Regions from separate parts of the Homo sapiens genome. Here regions 2, 3 and 4 are each linked to region 1. Evidence: chromatin contacts called from ENCODE Hi-C or POLR2A ChIA-PET data. All regions are on one chromosome and are shown on one strand. Each heading gives the region's core, a stretch centred on a gene start or an enhancer-like site at or near the end of the contact. The rest is flanking DNA. Distances are from core to core; before and after follow the strand shown. Region 1 holds the start of MYLIP (myosin regulatory light chain interacting protein). Region 2 holds the start of RANBP9 (RAN binding protein 9). Region 3 holds the start of GFOD1 (Gfo/Idh/MocA-like oxidoreductase domain containing 1). Region 4 holds the start of DEK (DEK proto-oncogene).

Region 1 (3,140 bases), core at 151-2,650:
GCTAAGATTGCTGGTGCTTTTTACAAAGTTCAATGGTGTTACAATTCCTGATCTAAACTGGAAAAACAAAGTTCCACGGCTCCAATGATACCAAACCACGAGCTCTAGTATGGAGGCTCATAATTCCTTTTAACGTCTAGGGCATGACCAATTGCAATAGAGAAAAAAGGAGTCCTCAAAAGTAGCCTTCCAAAAGATGAGGAGGGGAAACTACAGGGTATTTTCCTTCGTATTCCAATCACCGGAATTCCCTCCACCAGCATACTCTGCACAGCTGATTTTTGGCGACTTATTATCTGGGCAATTTTAACCATTTGGACTCCAAAAATCAAACACATTGAGGGAACACGCCACAAGTGTCAGCTAAGCTTCACAAGCGGTTTTCCAAACATCTCAGAGCTAGAGGGGTTGAGGGCACAGCGTTTTCCTGGGATCACATGTGCTGTCTGCCATACCACCTCTGCACTATTTGGCACCGATCTCCCTCACTGTTAAGGAAACACATGCTTAAAAACAACCGAGCAGTAGATGACCCAAACCTATTCCTCCCGTCCCCCGCAAACCCGGAGATGCAGGTGAACGGTGCATTTGAGAGCAGCAGCCTGAGAAGCAGCGTGAGACAAGGGCCCGGCTTGTCTGCCAAGAACCCCTGGGGCCCGAGACTGCTTCGAGCCACTCCATCCCATCCTGGCACGCGGGTGGCACTGCCAGGCGCCGCGGGGACCCGACAGGCGGCATCACGCACATACCTGCGGCAGGTGTGCGGAGCCGCCTTCTTCCGGGAAAGTGCTGGGTTGGGGGGATGATGGGGCGCTGGGGGGTGGATCCCGGCTGCGGGCTGCGCCCGGCCCTCAGCGCTGGGGACCCCCGCTGCGCGCTTTCTCCGCGCACCCCACGCGCGCCAGGAGGAGACCGCGCGCCCCACGCCCGTGGAGAGGAGGGGACGCGCTCCCCCCGGCTGCCGCCGCAGTGCCTCCCGGCCCCTAGTAGGGGGCGCGCCAGAGTGCCAGGCGTCGCTGCGAGGCCCCTCGGCCTCGCGGGACCCGCCGGGGCCCCTTCTTGCCCCTCGCCCTCACCTGGTTGAGGCAGTCCTCGCCGTTGGCTTTCGCCTCCACCTCCACCTCCATCAGCACCGCGTCCGGCCTCGTCACATAACACAGCATGGCTGGGGCTGCCGCTGCCGCCACAGCCGCCTTCTCTTTGGTGTGCGCGGGGCTGCCGCCTTGTCACTGGTGGGACCCAGCCCCGGACTCGGAGAGGGCTGGCCCTCGAAGGCTGCAGCTCTGCGGACCCTTGTCCGGGGCCCCGCGGCCGCCACTCGCGTCCCCGCCACCCCCTCACCCGCTGCCCGCCAGCTGCCCCTGTCCTCCGCGGTGGCGCCGCACTCCAGCAGCCCAACTGCCTGCGCTGCGACAGGGACTCTGCTGATATAGCGGCCCCGCCCCCTTCAGCTCGGGTCCCCGCCAATCACGGCCTCCCTGCCCCTCCTCCCCCGCCCGATCAGCCAATAGCGGCGCCCCTCGACCGCGGCCCCCGCCTCCCAGAGCCGGCTGAGTTTCCCTGGCCGCCCCGGGAGGTGGCAGCTTGCGGGCGCCGAGTGCTGCGGGAAGGGAGGGAGACCCCGGAACACACCAGCCGCCTCTGTCCGCTGGGCGACGCTGCTCAGAGTGAGCGATCGCCCGGGGCTCCAGGCGGGGACGCCTTTCTGCCGTCTCGAATTTACGGTGATTAAACACCTCCAAGCTGCCACTGTTCTTCAAATATCTTGGATCACTCTGAGCACGCATTTCGGTTGTGAAAGCAAAAAGGAAAAGGAGCAACCCAAAGCCTAAAGAAAACTGTTCTCGTCCGGGCATGGTGGCTCACGCCTGTAATCCCAGCACTTTGGGAGGCCGAGATGGGTGGATCACCTGAGGTCAGATTCGAGACCAGCCTGGCAAACATGGTGAAACCCCCGTCTCTACTAAAAATACAAAAAAAAAAACAAAATAGCCAGGCGTGGTGGCGGGCACCTGTAATCCCAGCTACCTGGGAGGCTGAGGCAGGAGAATCGCTTGAACCCAGGAGGCGGAGGTTGCAGTGAGCTGAGATTGTGTCACTGCACTGTAGCTTGGGCAAGAAGAGCAAAAAACCCTGTCTCAAAAAAAAAAAAAAAAAAAAAAAAAAAAAGAAAAGAAAAAGAAAAAAGAAAAAAAAAAGAGAAAAAGAAAACTCTTTTCCACCAGGATTAGCCACAGTGGGTTGCTTGGAGGCAGAATTGTTGTTCCTTATTAAGACCTCATCATTGAGAAAAACAAAATCTGAGTATGAAAGTTTTTGCAGCTGACCAGTGAGCCAGGTGTCTTGGTCTAGTGCTGGTGTGTTACACTCCGGAAGGGCTTCTCCTTACTCGTTCTGCTGAATCAAAACGCCTTACAGGGTACCAGGCCCTCTCTCAGGTTGCTCATTCTACCTCCTGTCTTATCTCACTCATTCATTAAACATTTGTGCAGCACCTGATACCCTGCCTGTCCCTTCTCACAGGCAACCAGATGTTGTCCTCGTCTTAAGGTAAGGTGCTCATCTCCTGACCTAACAGGTGGCATTACTGCAATATTAGCTATTAAAGGTCTACAACCCTTCACTCATTTACCGCTTGTTCCTCTTTGCCAATATATTACATAGCCTACCTTTTTGATTTCTTTATAGGAGCCAGATGATGTGGGTTTCAGCCGTGGAAACTTAGCAAACTTACTTCAGGCCAGCTCGATGGCTCACACCTGTAATCCCAGCACTTTTGGAGGCCGAGGCAGGAGGATCGCCTGAGCCCAGCAGTTTGAGACCAGCCCGGTTTCGCAACACAGCGAAACCCCATCTCTACACAAAATACAAAAAATTAGCCAGGCGTGGTGGCGCCTGCCTGTAGTCTCAGCTACATGGGAGGCTGAGGTGGGAGGATCACTTGAGCCTGGGAGTTCGAGGCTGCAGTGTGCTGTGATCCCCCTACTGCACTCCAGCCTAGGCGACAGAGCAAAAGACCCTGTCTCTAAACAACAACAACAACAAAAAGAAAACAACGAAAGAAAAAAAAAGAGAAAACTTACTTCATCTGTCTGAAGCTTGGTGTTGTCAACAGTAAAATGGAGATGGCAATATCTGCT
Region 2 (3,246 bases), core at 456-2,955, 2.4 Mb after region 1:
GCTTACATTGAACTCATTGTTACTGTAATATAAATGAAAGTGTTAGAACACTGTAAATACAGTGACATCATGTGATTCAAAGTGCAGTGGTTTAAAAAAAGTCATCAAACAACAGGTTAAAATTAATGGATATTTCTATCAAACTACAACAGAGGCCAGGCATGGTGGCTCACGCCTGTAATCCCAGCACTTTGGGAGGCTGAGGCGGGTAGATCACTTGAGGTCGGGAGTTCGAGACCAGCCTGGCCAACATGGTGAAACCCCGTCTCCACTACAAGTACAAAAATTAGCTGGGTGTGAGCACATGCCTGTAGTCCCAGCTACTTGGGAGGCTGAGGCAGGAGAATCGCTTGAACCCGGGAGGCGGAAGTTGTAGTGAGCTGAGACCACACAACTGCACTCCAGCCTGGGCGACAAAACAATAATAATAATAATAATAAAAGTACAACAGAACATCTAGTTGTCTGGGTAACTGAGGGAGAAATTAGGCCGAATGACTCTGTTATTTGTTCTGGCCAGATAATCTTGGCCTTAAATTAAATCACCTTTGGCCTACCTTCTTCAAAACGAAATAATTTTCTCTTCGGCAAAACATTTCTTATTTGACCAAATGATTACCATCATATCTTTGGAAGCAAACAAAATATCAGAATTTACATCACACAATTTACATATGCAAAGCCTGATTTTGCCAGCTAGGGAGGGATAAGCTAAACAAAGGGAAGTGGTGAAAACAAAGTAGTAATGTTATGATGGGTCAGAGAGCAACACTTGGCAAGTTGTGCCAAATTAGTCGACGAAGCATTCTATTGGGAATTGCAAAGTAGGAAGTCCTATTTTTGACTCTGCTGATCTCGGTAAATATTTCCTTGTTTTAAAAATGGGCATAATTTTCTGTTACCTAAGAACCCTGTTATGAAAATTAACGAGTCTATAAAATGTTCTGACGTCTCTAGAAGCCCTTCCTAAACACACACTATAATCTTGTATTCATACAGTGCCTGCTCCTGCTTTTTGAAGATATGCCGGTCTTTATTAATGACATCTTCTACCACTGTTAAGTTCACTGTGAGTCCTCGTAAAATTAATTAATGAAACAGTCACTATTCTAAGTGGGAGACTGCCTTCAGAAGTGGTTTCTACTGCCCATATGGTCAATGCTACGGAATTAAACACTGAAGTACCAAAGGCAATGCGTTCCTCTTTGGAGGGAGGCGGCAAACGGGAACGGGACTGAGGCGAGAGCTAGCAGCACTGCGCGGGGAGCCTGAGCCGCTCCGCACGCCCCGGGCCGACGGGTCCTAGAGCGCCCCGGGGCCTGGGCTCGCGGCGGCCCCAGCGGGGCTCGATTACTCTCGCCTGGACGAGAAGCGGCGCCTCGGCTCCGAGGAGCCCTACGGTGGGGAGGTGGGGCGACGACAACAAAAAGAAGTCAAGTGGGAGGGGATTCGCCGGCGAGGGGGGCGACGGCGGCCGCCAAGGGAGAGGAGGCGGACACCTCCGAAGGGACCTGCGGCGCCGGGAGCCCAGCGATCCTGCCCACGAGCGACTGGCGGGCCCGGGAGGACGCCTCGCGGCGCACAGCCGGGAGCCCCGCGGCCCGCCCCCTCGCACCGCTCGCGCCTCTCTCGCGCCTCCGTCCCGCCCCCTCGCCTAGCGCCGCCCGCGCGCAGCGTCTCGCGCCGGCCCGGCCCGCCCGCCGGGAAACAGCCGCGAGAGCAGCGGCCGCGGCGGCCGCCAGCGCGCCTTCCCCTCCCGCGCTCCCGCGTCGCCCCCGCCCTCGGCGCCTCGTCCCCGGGCCGCGCGCCCGCGCTCCGGCCAACGTTCTCTCCCGGCCTCCCGGGCCCGCCGCCTACTCCCGCGTCTCCGAGCTCCTCAACCGCCGCGGTCTCCCTGGGCGCGCGGCCCGCCGCCTGCTTCCGGGGCGGGCGGACTGGGCGCCTGGTGCCGGCGGCCGCAGCGACAGCGCCCCCGGGAAGCAGAGGAGGAAGGAGAGAAGAGGTGGAGGTGGCCGCAGGCTGAGTCGCGGCCGGGATGTCCGGGCAGCCGCCGCCGCCGCCGCCGCAGCAGCAGCAACAGCAGCAGCAGCTGTCGCCGCCACCGCCGGCGGCCTTGGCCCCAGTCTCCGGAGTCGTCCTGCCGGCGCCCCCGGCCGTCAGCGCCGGCTCTTCTCCGGCCGGCTCGCCCGGCGGCGGTGCGGGCGGCGAAGGCTTAGGGGCCGCGGCGGCCGCCCTGCTCCTCCACCCTCCGCCGCCGCCGCCCCCGGCCACCGCGGCCCCGCCGCCCCCGCCGCCGCCCCCGCCTCCCCCTGCCTCAGCGGCTGCCCCCGCCAGCGGGCCGCCCGCTCCCCCGGGCCTTGCAGCGGGCCCCGGCCCGGCTGGAGGAGCCCCGACCCCAGCTCTGGTGGCGGGCAGCAGCGCCGCGGCCCCCTTCCCTCACGGGGACTCGGCCCTGAACGAGCAGGAGAAGGAGTTGCAGCGGCGGCTGAAGCGTCTCTACCCGGCCGTGGACGAACAAGAGACGCCGCTGCCTCGGTCCTGGAGCCCGAAGGACAAGTTCAGCTACATCGGCCTCTCTCAGAACAACCTGCGGGTGCACTACAAAGGTACTGGGCGTGTGTCCTGCGGTGGGAGTGGGGCACTGACCCGACGTGGCCGGCCGCCGCTGCGCCGCTCTCGACCCGCCCCCGACCCCCGCCCTCGCGGGCTCTGCCCTCGGAGGCCACTCGCCGCCTGTTGTGCTGCTCCGGGTGGGCGCGGGGGTCGCGGTGAAGGGTCCGAGGGTGAGGGGCGAGATTCTTGGAAAAGGAAGGTGAGTAGAATGCCCCAGGGTAGAAAGGAGCTGGTAATCCTAGACCAGGAGCAGGACACCTTGAGGGAATCCGGGATGACAGGACAGAACTGGCTTTCTGATTTCCCTGGGAGATAAATCTTGGGGCTTGGGTAGAGGAATCCATGGACTCGGAGTTGGGTTACATTGTTCTCCAGGTGGTGGGTCAGGCGTTCTCCTCTTACAAGGGGGGAAGAGAGGCACGATTCTGAGGTATGATTTCTAATTAAGAGAGAGCAGGGATACACAGGGGGAGGAGTAATCAAAATTAGGCCAGAGATTGTCTAGGGGGACAAAAGGACAAGGGGCCCAAGTTTGCCATCAATATATTTTAGTAAAAGCAACCGGGAGGGTAAGAGAAGGGAACCCCAGGAACACCCTTTTTCTTAGGGGAGCAGAAACCTACCCCTCCCGATT
Region 3 (3,494 bases), core at 686-3,185, 2.6 Mb after region 1:
TATGCACCATGCCTTATTCTCAGGACTTTGTAAGTATTAGTGAATACGATCCTGTAAAACCCCTTGTGGTATATACCATTATTACCCACCCATTTTATAGATGAAACTATGCCGCAGAGAAGTGATTTGCTCAAGGTCCCACAGCTAGTAAATGGCAGAGCCAGAAGTCAACGCCAGTGGCTCTAGCTGTGCTCCGACCACTACTGCACATCCTCTGCTCCCTGAAAGCCTGGCCATCTCTGACATGTGACAAGCCTGTGATGTATCCAGCCCCTTGGGTCTGACACCACTGCCTGCCCCTGTGCCCAGATAGGCGTTCCTGCCTTGGTTCTTACAAAACCCCTGCTCAAAAGAAGCCTGTTAGTATTGAGGGCAACACCCCTCTTTGTCTCTCAGTCCTCCCCAGGCTGCTGCCAGCCACCCAGCACTGTGTCCTTTGTGCCTTTCTTCTAATGCCCTAGGTCAGCCTCCACCCCGCATTGCCACACACAGCTTTTTTGGTATCCTGCTCTCTCCACGCGCCCCGCCTCACTGCCAGTTGTTACAAGTTGTTTTAAACTCTTGCAAGTATCACGTTTTCCACTCGTGTTGCGGCAGACCATGTGCTACATTGAGCCCAGTGCTGAAGACAGGAGATGAACATGACCTGACCCATGACCTCTCCAGAGACCTTCAGCTAGAAGACGTGCCTTTCACTTTTTAGTCCCCTCTCCCGGCACCAAATGGGTGCGAAGCGGGCATTCGATGAATATGCATACATTTATTTAGCAAATGTTTATTGAGCGCCTACTACATACAGGGCAAGGCAGTGTGCCAGGTGCCAAGGATATGGCGGAAAACCAGACAGACGCAGAGTCCCCATGGCTCCAGAGGTGCGGGGCCAGCCTTGGCCAGTCCTCCTCAGTGCCCCCTCGAGGGCCTGGGAAGGGTGCAGGGTGGTGGAGGTGGGGGCAAGCTGGGAGAAGTAAAGGCTGCGGTAAGTGGCGACGGCAACAGGAGCCGAAGCAAGAGGCGGGCGTGGCATGTGGCCAGGGCGACGTATCCGTCTCGAAACTAGACACGAGACGCACGTGCCGCAGCGGCCTCGGAGACCCCCTGCCCCGCTGCGGCCGTACACACCACAGCGTCTACGCGGGGGCGGGCATGGGCCTAGGGGCGGGGGAGGTGGGAGGCAGATGGGAGCCCGCCAAGACTGGACTGTCTTGGAAGAAGGCGGCTGAACCGTGCGTGCGCGGCCGGAGCGGGGGCGCGCGATTGGAGCAGGCTAGCTTGGAAGGAGACCGTAGAAGTCTGCGGTTCCGTGCCCAGACTCTGGGGCCTGGATTCCAATCGCAGGCCTGTTGCTTATATATGTCACCTTGCGCAAGTCCCTTAGCCTTCATTGCGGCTCATTCACATCACTGGTAAAATGGGTTTACAATAACCTTAGGTTGCTGCGAGGACTAAAAGGGACAATACCTGGAAAGGCGTTAGTATGATGCTCAGCACGCAAGAAACGCTCCGGGAGCCGAGGTTATTATTATCGGCTGTTCGCACCTCGCCGGGTCCCCTCACCTACCCCAGGCCAAGGCGCCCACTGCTCTCTTCCAAGGGACAGGCGACTAACCTATTAGGGCGCGTCCTGCCTAGATAGATGTATTTGCTTGGTTGGGGCGGGGTTTGGAGTGAAGCAGGGAAGAGAAGGAGATGGTGAGGGCAAAGAAAGGGAAGAAGCGGAGGGGCAGGAGGCGGGCGAGGCGGCCTGGGCGGGGCCGGGGAGGAGCCGGGCTGGGCTCCCGGGGCCCGGGCGCAGCGCGCACCCGGAGCTGGCGGCGGCGGGGGCGGGGGCGGCGCGCGGCGGCCAATGGCGCGCGGCGCTGCAGCGAGGGCGGTGCAGGAACACCGGCCGCTGACAGCCAAACTCGCCAACTCCGCCCTCGTCCCCGCGGGATCCCAGAGCCTGAGCCGGCCTGGGGCCGAGGCCGCCCGAGCCGCGAGGCGAGCGAACATGGCAGCAGAATGAGGAGGCTGGCGCCGGGTCGTGGCCGCCGCTGCCGCGCTGCAGCTCGGGATCCCAGTCCGGCGCGCTCCGGGCCGCATCCTTAGCCGGCCTCCTGGCGGCCGCGGGATTATTTCATTCCCAACGGAGAGCTAGGAAGAAAGGAGACTCCCCCGCGGAGCGGTTCCGTGCTCTGGCAGGGTGTAGACGTTTGTCTGTGCGATTCGCCGGCTGCGCAAACGACGCGGGAGAGAGCCGGTCCCGGGCTGCGGCGGCGCGGCCGCGGGGATGAGCCGGCCATGGAGCGGCCTTGGCGGGGCGCACGCAGCGGACTGGCGCTGCCGCGGGAGCGCAGCCTGAGCCGGGGCTCCAGGGGGCTTCGAAGCCTCCGGCGCCCTGGGGGGGTCCCTGCCGCCGACTCCGGGAAGGACGCGAGCCCCGCGTGGCGGACACTGCCGCAGTCACCGTTCTGAGGCGCCCCGAGCTTGCTCCGCCTGCAGCTCGGTGCGCTCTGGGCACCCGGGCGCCTTGCCCGGTGCACGGCGGCTGGCGCACCGCGGCTAGATTGGCTACAGGAGCGGGGTGCAGGACTGGCTAGAGGTGGGTGTGTGCGCGCGTTGGACTGGAGATCCGAGCAGAAGCAGAACCAGGCGGCTCTGAGCAGCCATGCTTCCCGGGGTGGGCGTGTTCGGCACCAGCCTCACGGCCCGTGTCATCATCCCGCTGCTGAAAGACGAGGGCTTCGCGGTGAAGGCGCTGTGGGGCCGCACGCAGGAAGAAGCGGAGGAGCTGGCCAAGGAGATGAGTGTCCCCTTCTACACTAGCCGCATTGATGAGGTGCTGCTGCATCAGGACGTGGACTTGGTGTGCATTAACCTGCCGCCGCCCCTCACCAGACAGATCGCTGTCAAAACCCTAGGTGAGCGACCCCTACCCCGCATCCTCCGTCCCACCCCCGCCCTTTAACCTTCTCTAGGTTCCTTCCCCCCTGCCTTTCCCTCTCCGCATCCCAGAAGCTTACCCTGCATCTACGCTGCCCCGGGGATCTGAGATCCCAGATCCGACTCAGAGCTCCCTCCTTCCTCGTCCCCGGCCTTCCCCACCTTTGCGCTTCCCTCCTGCCTCCTGGCACCACTTGGACGCGCTTCCCCACGTGTGTAGATTGCAGGCTGGAGAAGGCGTGTGTTCCGGGGATCCGAACTAGGAAGATCAGATGCCGATAATAGGGGATAGGGTGCTCCGCGAGAAGAGGAAAGTTACTCCTCAGCTGTGTGTGTAGTGTCCAAGTGTGTGTGTGTGGGGGGGGGGGATGGGGGGGTGGAGGAGGGTTGTGCGCGCGCGCGCCTGGGAGAGGCGAGTGCGCGCCCAGAAACGCCTGAATAAAAGGCCGCACACGTGTGTCGGGTTTTCTTGGGTGCGATAGAGGACCTGCCCTTCAGCAGCGGTGGCGCCCTGCTAGGGTCGTTTGTTTCTTTCTGCTGTGAGTTAGTTTAGCGTGAGATTGCAGATGTTACCA
Region 4 (3,407 bases), core at 505-3,004, 2.1 Mb before region 1:
GCTCCGCGTGGGCCTGCAGGCACCCCTCAGCACAAACAGCCTGGGCGCCATGGATGACATGTTGATGGTGGGAGGCAGACACGTTCCTGGGGGGAAAGGGGTAGGTCCCTGCCCACCTTCAAGCCAGGGATGGCCTGAAGCCTGGGGGGCCTGGTGGCCAGTTCCAGGTAGAGTCTGCAGCCCAGAGTGAAAACTAGTGGTGCTTTTTCTGGGCCCACCCATGGGCCAATCAGCACACACTTCCTCCCTTCTGAGCCCATAAAAACCCCAGACTCAGCCAGCGCTCAGGCCTACCAGCTGCAGGAAGGAGCTACCCACTTTGGTCTCCTCAACTCGTCAGGACCACCTGCCTGCAGAAAGGAGCTGCCCACTATGGGTCTCCTCTCCACTGAGGGCAGGACGCTAGTCGGGACAACCCCCCTGCAGAAAGGAGCAACCCACTTCAGGTCTCAGGAGAGCTGTTCTGTCCCTCAGTGAAGCTCCTGTCCACCTTGCTCACCCTCCAGTTGTTTGCGTGCCTCACTCTTCCTGGACACAGGACCAGAACTCAGGACCTGCCAAATGGTAGGATTGAAAGAGCTGTAACACAAATAGGGGTGAAACACAACCCCCCACTCCCAACCACGTTGCAGGCAGCAAGAAGGAGAGATGAGCTGTGGAGTGTGGATAGGATTTGAGTGGGATAAATAGTGTGGAAAATGGCATACCGTTTGAGGGTAGAAATGACACTATTCGCGTATGTTTTGGAAGGGGAACAAAAGGAAAAGGGAAGATTCAAAGGAAATGTCTAATTTTTGTCCTGCAACCCAGAGTCCAGGCAAATTTCACTGATCACATTTCTATTAAGTCCACTGAGTACAAGGATCCTTCAGGTGAGCTAGTGGTTGAAGAGTTGGGAGAAAATAAAGGAAATCACATACAAAAGAAGGCAGCATTGAGCAGGGAAGATACTGCTTTGAGTGTCTGCAGTGTTGAATGTGTAAAAAGCATCTGCATAGATGACCTAGAACTCTGGGAGAAGGGTCTGGACCCGGCCAAATAACATATTTCCTCTATTATAAAACAGAGAGTGTGTGTGAGAGAGGAGAGGAGAAGGAATGGGGTGGGAGGGAGCCTCTCCCCTTATATTTACAGGGGTGTAAATCTATGTGGCTGGCTATGTGAACCTTTAACGTGGCAGGTAGGATCTTTTTCCTTTCGGTGCACCTTACAAGCGATGCGGTCCTCAGAAATACAGATTTGGGAGTTATCTATCACCCAGCATGATTTCTGGAGCATTGATGAGACCGCTGATTAATTCTCCTCCGCCTCAGAGTAACACTGTCGATAGCGACTTCGGAGATCTCTAAACTTCTTTACCGCGCCCGCCGCGCCCCTCCGCGGCCCGGGACTGCTCATCATCTTTTCCAGGAAGCGACCGTGGAAACAATAAACACGCAGGCCCCCTAGCGTCCTTCCGTTCCGCGCTGCCAGGCCGCCTCGCCTCCCGCTCCCGCCCGCCCCGCGGGACACAGCCCGCCCGCACTCCGGGGCCCGAGCGCCGACCACACTCCAGGCGCAGCCGGGGAGAGCCCCGCGCGCGCATCCCTCCGCCCGCGGCCGAGGCGACCCCTCGCGGTCCCGCCCGCCCGAGCTTCCCGCGGAGGCACCCGGCCGCCCCGCCTCCCCCGCCCCGCGCCCGCCAACTCCCAGCTCGCGGCCCTGATTGGTCGCCGCATTCCCGCTCTCCTTCCCGAACCGCCATTTTGAAAATCTTGTTGATTCTGGGGAGCCGAGCGCGCGGCGCGAGCGTCACGCCAGACAGCGGCCCGCGCGCCTTCTCCTCGGCGTCGGCCGCCGCCGCCTCCCAGAACCTCCTCGTGCCCTCGCGTGCCAGGCCCGCGGCGGCCGAAATCCGCGGTAAGGGCTGCTTCGGGACGCCGGAGGCCCGGTCGCCCCTGCCGCGGCCGACGGGGGAGGGACGCGGCCATTTGGACGGCGGCCTGGGGCGGGGGAGGGGACGTGGAGGGCCGGCAGCTCGGGCCGGGCCGGGAACAGCGCAGGCCGGGCGGGCGCGCGCGCACGCGGGGCAGCGGGCGCGGTTTCCCGCCTCGGGAATCCCTGGACGGCGGCGGCGGAGCGGGAGGGAAGCCGCCCCTGGGGACTGAGCGCTGCGGTCCCGGCTATGGGAGGAGGCAACTTTCAGGGCAGGTGTCCCGCGGGAAGGGTAGCATCATTCAGGGTGGCCGCCCGGTCCTGCCTGCGGGAGTAGGAGGACCGAGACGTCCGGCTTTCTTCCCGCATGCAGGTTCACAGCATGTCCGCCTCGGCCCCTGCTGCGGAGGGGGAGGGAACCCCCACCCAGCCCGCGTCCGAGAAAGAACCCGAAATGCCCGGTCCCAGAGAGGAGAGCGAGGAGGAAGAGGACGAGGACGACGAGGAGGAGGAGGAGGAGGAAAAAGGTGGGGGGAGTCGCATCCCAACTGATGAATTTTTCAGACCGAAGTTTTTTTGTATTTTTCACCCAGGAAACAGTTTTCTTGCTCTTTTGGTGTTTAGAGGCGTGAAGTCGGAGTGATTTTCAGCGAGAATGTGTGCACAATTTATCTGCTTTTGTTTTGAGCGATGGCGTAGAATTGACTTTGTGTATTCCGGTTTTTAAAGTATTTGTTAGCGTGGTAGAGATGTATTGGAGTGCAGCCGACTTCTCGTCCGCTCTAAACGTTCGTTAACATTTCATCATTTGACGGGAAGTTTGTAGGTCTTGGATTTGATTTTTTTTTTTACCTGTGTGTGTGCACCTTTGAAGTTGCTAAGTGGATGTTCTAATTTTGTCCTTTTCATTACACATCTTTTGCCTTTTGAAGTTATTGTAAGGTCTTGGTGCAGCCCGTTAAGACTGAAGTTATAAGGCTAGACCCGGAAGTATTTGAATACTTTCGAATATTTTTACATTTACCAAAAAGTTTCCCTCCCTGGCAAACAGCGGTGAAAGCTGTTGCTACTTGAGAAAGTAGTTAAAAATGAAGAAAGTGAACTCTGAAAGAAAGTTAAATGTGAGCCCAGCACTGTCTCGGTTTCGAACCTGTGTCTGTTTTAAGGGAGGGCGATATGAGCCCTGATTTGACTGGAGGTGTGAAACGGAAACTTGACTGAATAGAGGAGTGTGCTGCGGCAGTTTATCCAGGATGCATGCAGTGTCTGTTTCAGGTGTACCCGCTTCTTGACATGTTTCCAAACATTTAAAAATCCGAGTCGCATCTCTTAGCATTCTTTGATATTAGCTTAGTCTGCGGTTATTTCGTATATGTTTACGACTCAGCCACACTTGGGAAGAGGTTGAAGCGCTCTTCCTAAACCCGGATTTTTTTTAAGCCTCAACCAGCCTGTGGTCACAATCTGGGTTAAGATTACAAGGTGTGCCTTTT

What was found. Hi-C counts contacts between places; a loop is a spot of excess contacts on that map. ChIA-PET counts read pairs that join two places held with the same protein, here RNA polymerase II (POLR2A). Pooled maps may share reads with other maps.
Region 2: a pooled map shows a loop between it and region 1 (15-fold over the local background). The contact joins the promoter of RANBP9 here to the promoter of MYLIP in region 1. A Hi-C loop is called at or near these places in 9 of 50 pooled maps.
Region 3: a pooled map shows a loop between it and region 1 (10-fold over the local background). The contact joins the promoter of GFOD1 here to the promoter of MYLIP in region 1. A Hi-C loop is called at or near these places in 5 of 50 pooled maps.
Region 4: a loop to region 1 is called in a map of naive thymus-derived CD4-positive, alpha-beta T cell, with 10 times the contacts of the local background. The contact joins the promoter of DEK here to the promoter of MYLIP in region 1. A Hi-C loop is called at or near these places in 1 of 168 maps with a recorded cell type or tissue (naive thymus-derived CD4-positive, alpha-beta T cell), 1 of 37 single-sample maps with no recorded cell type and 10 of 50 pooled maps. POLR2A ChIA-PET finds 5 or more read pairs at or near these places in 1 of 52 experiments (activated T-cell).

What each region holds. Positions count from the first base shown.
Region 1 is chr6:16,127,346-16,130,485 of GRCh38, reverse strand. It overlaps MYLIP (myosin regulatory light chain interacting protein), which reads right to left and starts at 1,400. Exons shown (of 7, transcript NM_013262.4): 1 at 1,077-1,400. The coding sequence starts at 1,163. RefSeq lists a silencer at 719-1,718.
Region 2 is chr6:13,710,294-13,713,539 of GRCh38, reverse strand. It overlaps RANBP9 (RAN binding protein 9), which reads left to right and starts at 1,705. Exons shown (of 14, transcript NM_005493.3): 1 at 1,705-2,605. The coding sequence starts at 2,035. LOC124901264 (a long non-coding RNA gene) reads left to right here and starts at 786. Exons shown (of 2, transcript XR_007059462.1): 1 at 786-857; 2 at 999-1,188. RefSeq lists silencers at 1,201-1,970, 2,131-2,250, 2,331-2,380, 2,641-2,760.
Region 3 is chr6:13,486,041-13,489,534 of GRCh38, reverse strand. It overlaps GFOD1 (Gfo/Idh/MocA-like oxidoreductase domain containing 1), which reads left to right and starts at 1,935. Exons shown (of 2, transcript NM_018988.4): 1 at 1,935-2,897. The coding sequence starts at 2,645. GFOD1-AS1 (GFOD1 antisense RNA 1) reads right to left here and starts at 3,274. Exons shown (of 2, transcript NR_046709.1): 1 at 3,082-3,274; 2 at 2,764-2,854. RefSeq lists enhancers at 884-1,013, 2,574-2,683 and silencers at 1,074-1,183, 1,564-1,943, 1,964-2,443, 2,584-2,747.
Region 4 is chr6:18,262,877-18,266,283 of GRCh38, reverse strand. It overlaps DEK (DEK proto-oncogene), which reads left to right and starts at 1,754. Exons shown (of 11, transcript NM_003472.4): 1 at 1,754-1,899; 2 at 2,288-2,441. The coding sequence starts at 2,297. LOC124901270 (a long non-coding RNA gene) reads right to left here and starts at 1,752. Exons shown (of 2, transcript XR_007059486.1): 1 at 1,207-1,752; 2 at 1-554. RefSeq lists silencers at 1,394-1,673, 1,714-2,073, 2,134-2,193 and an enhancer at 2,079-2,630.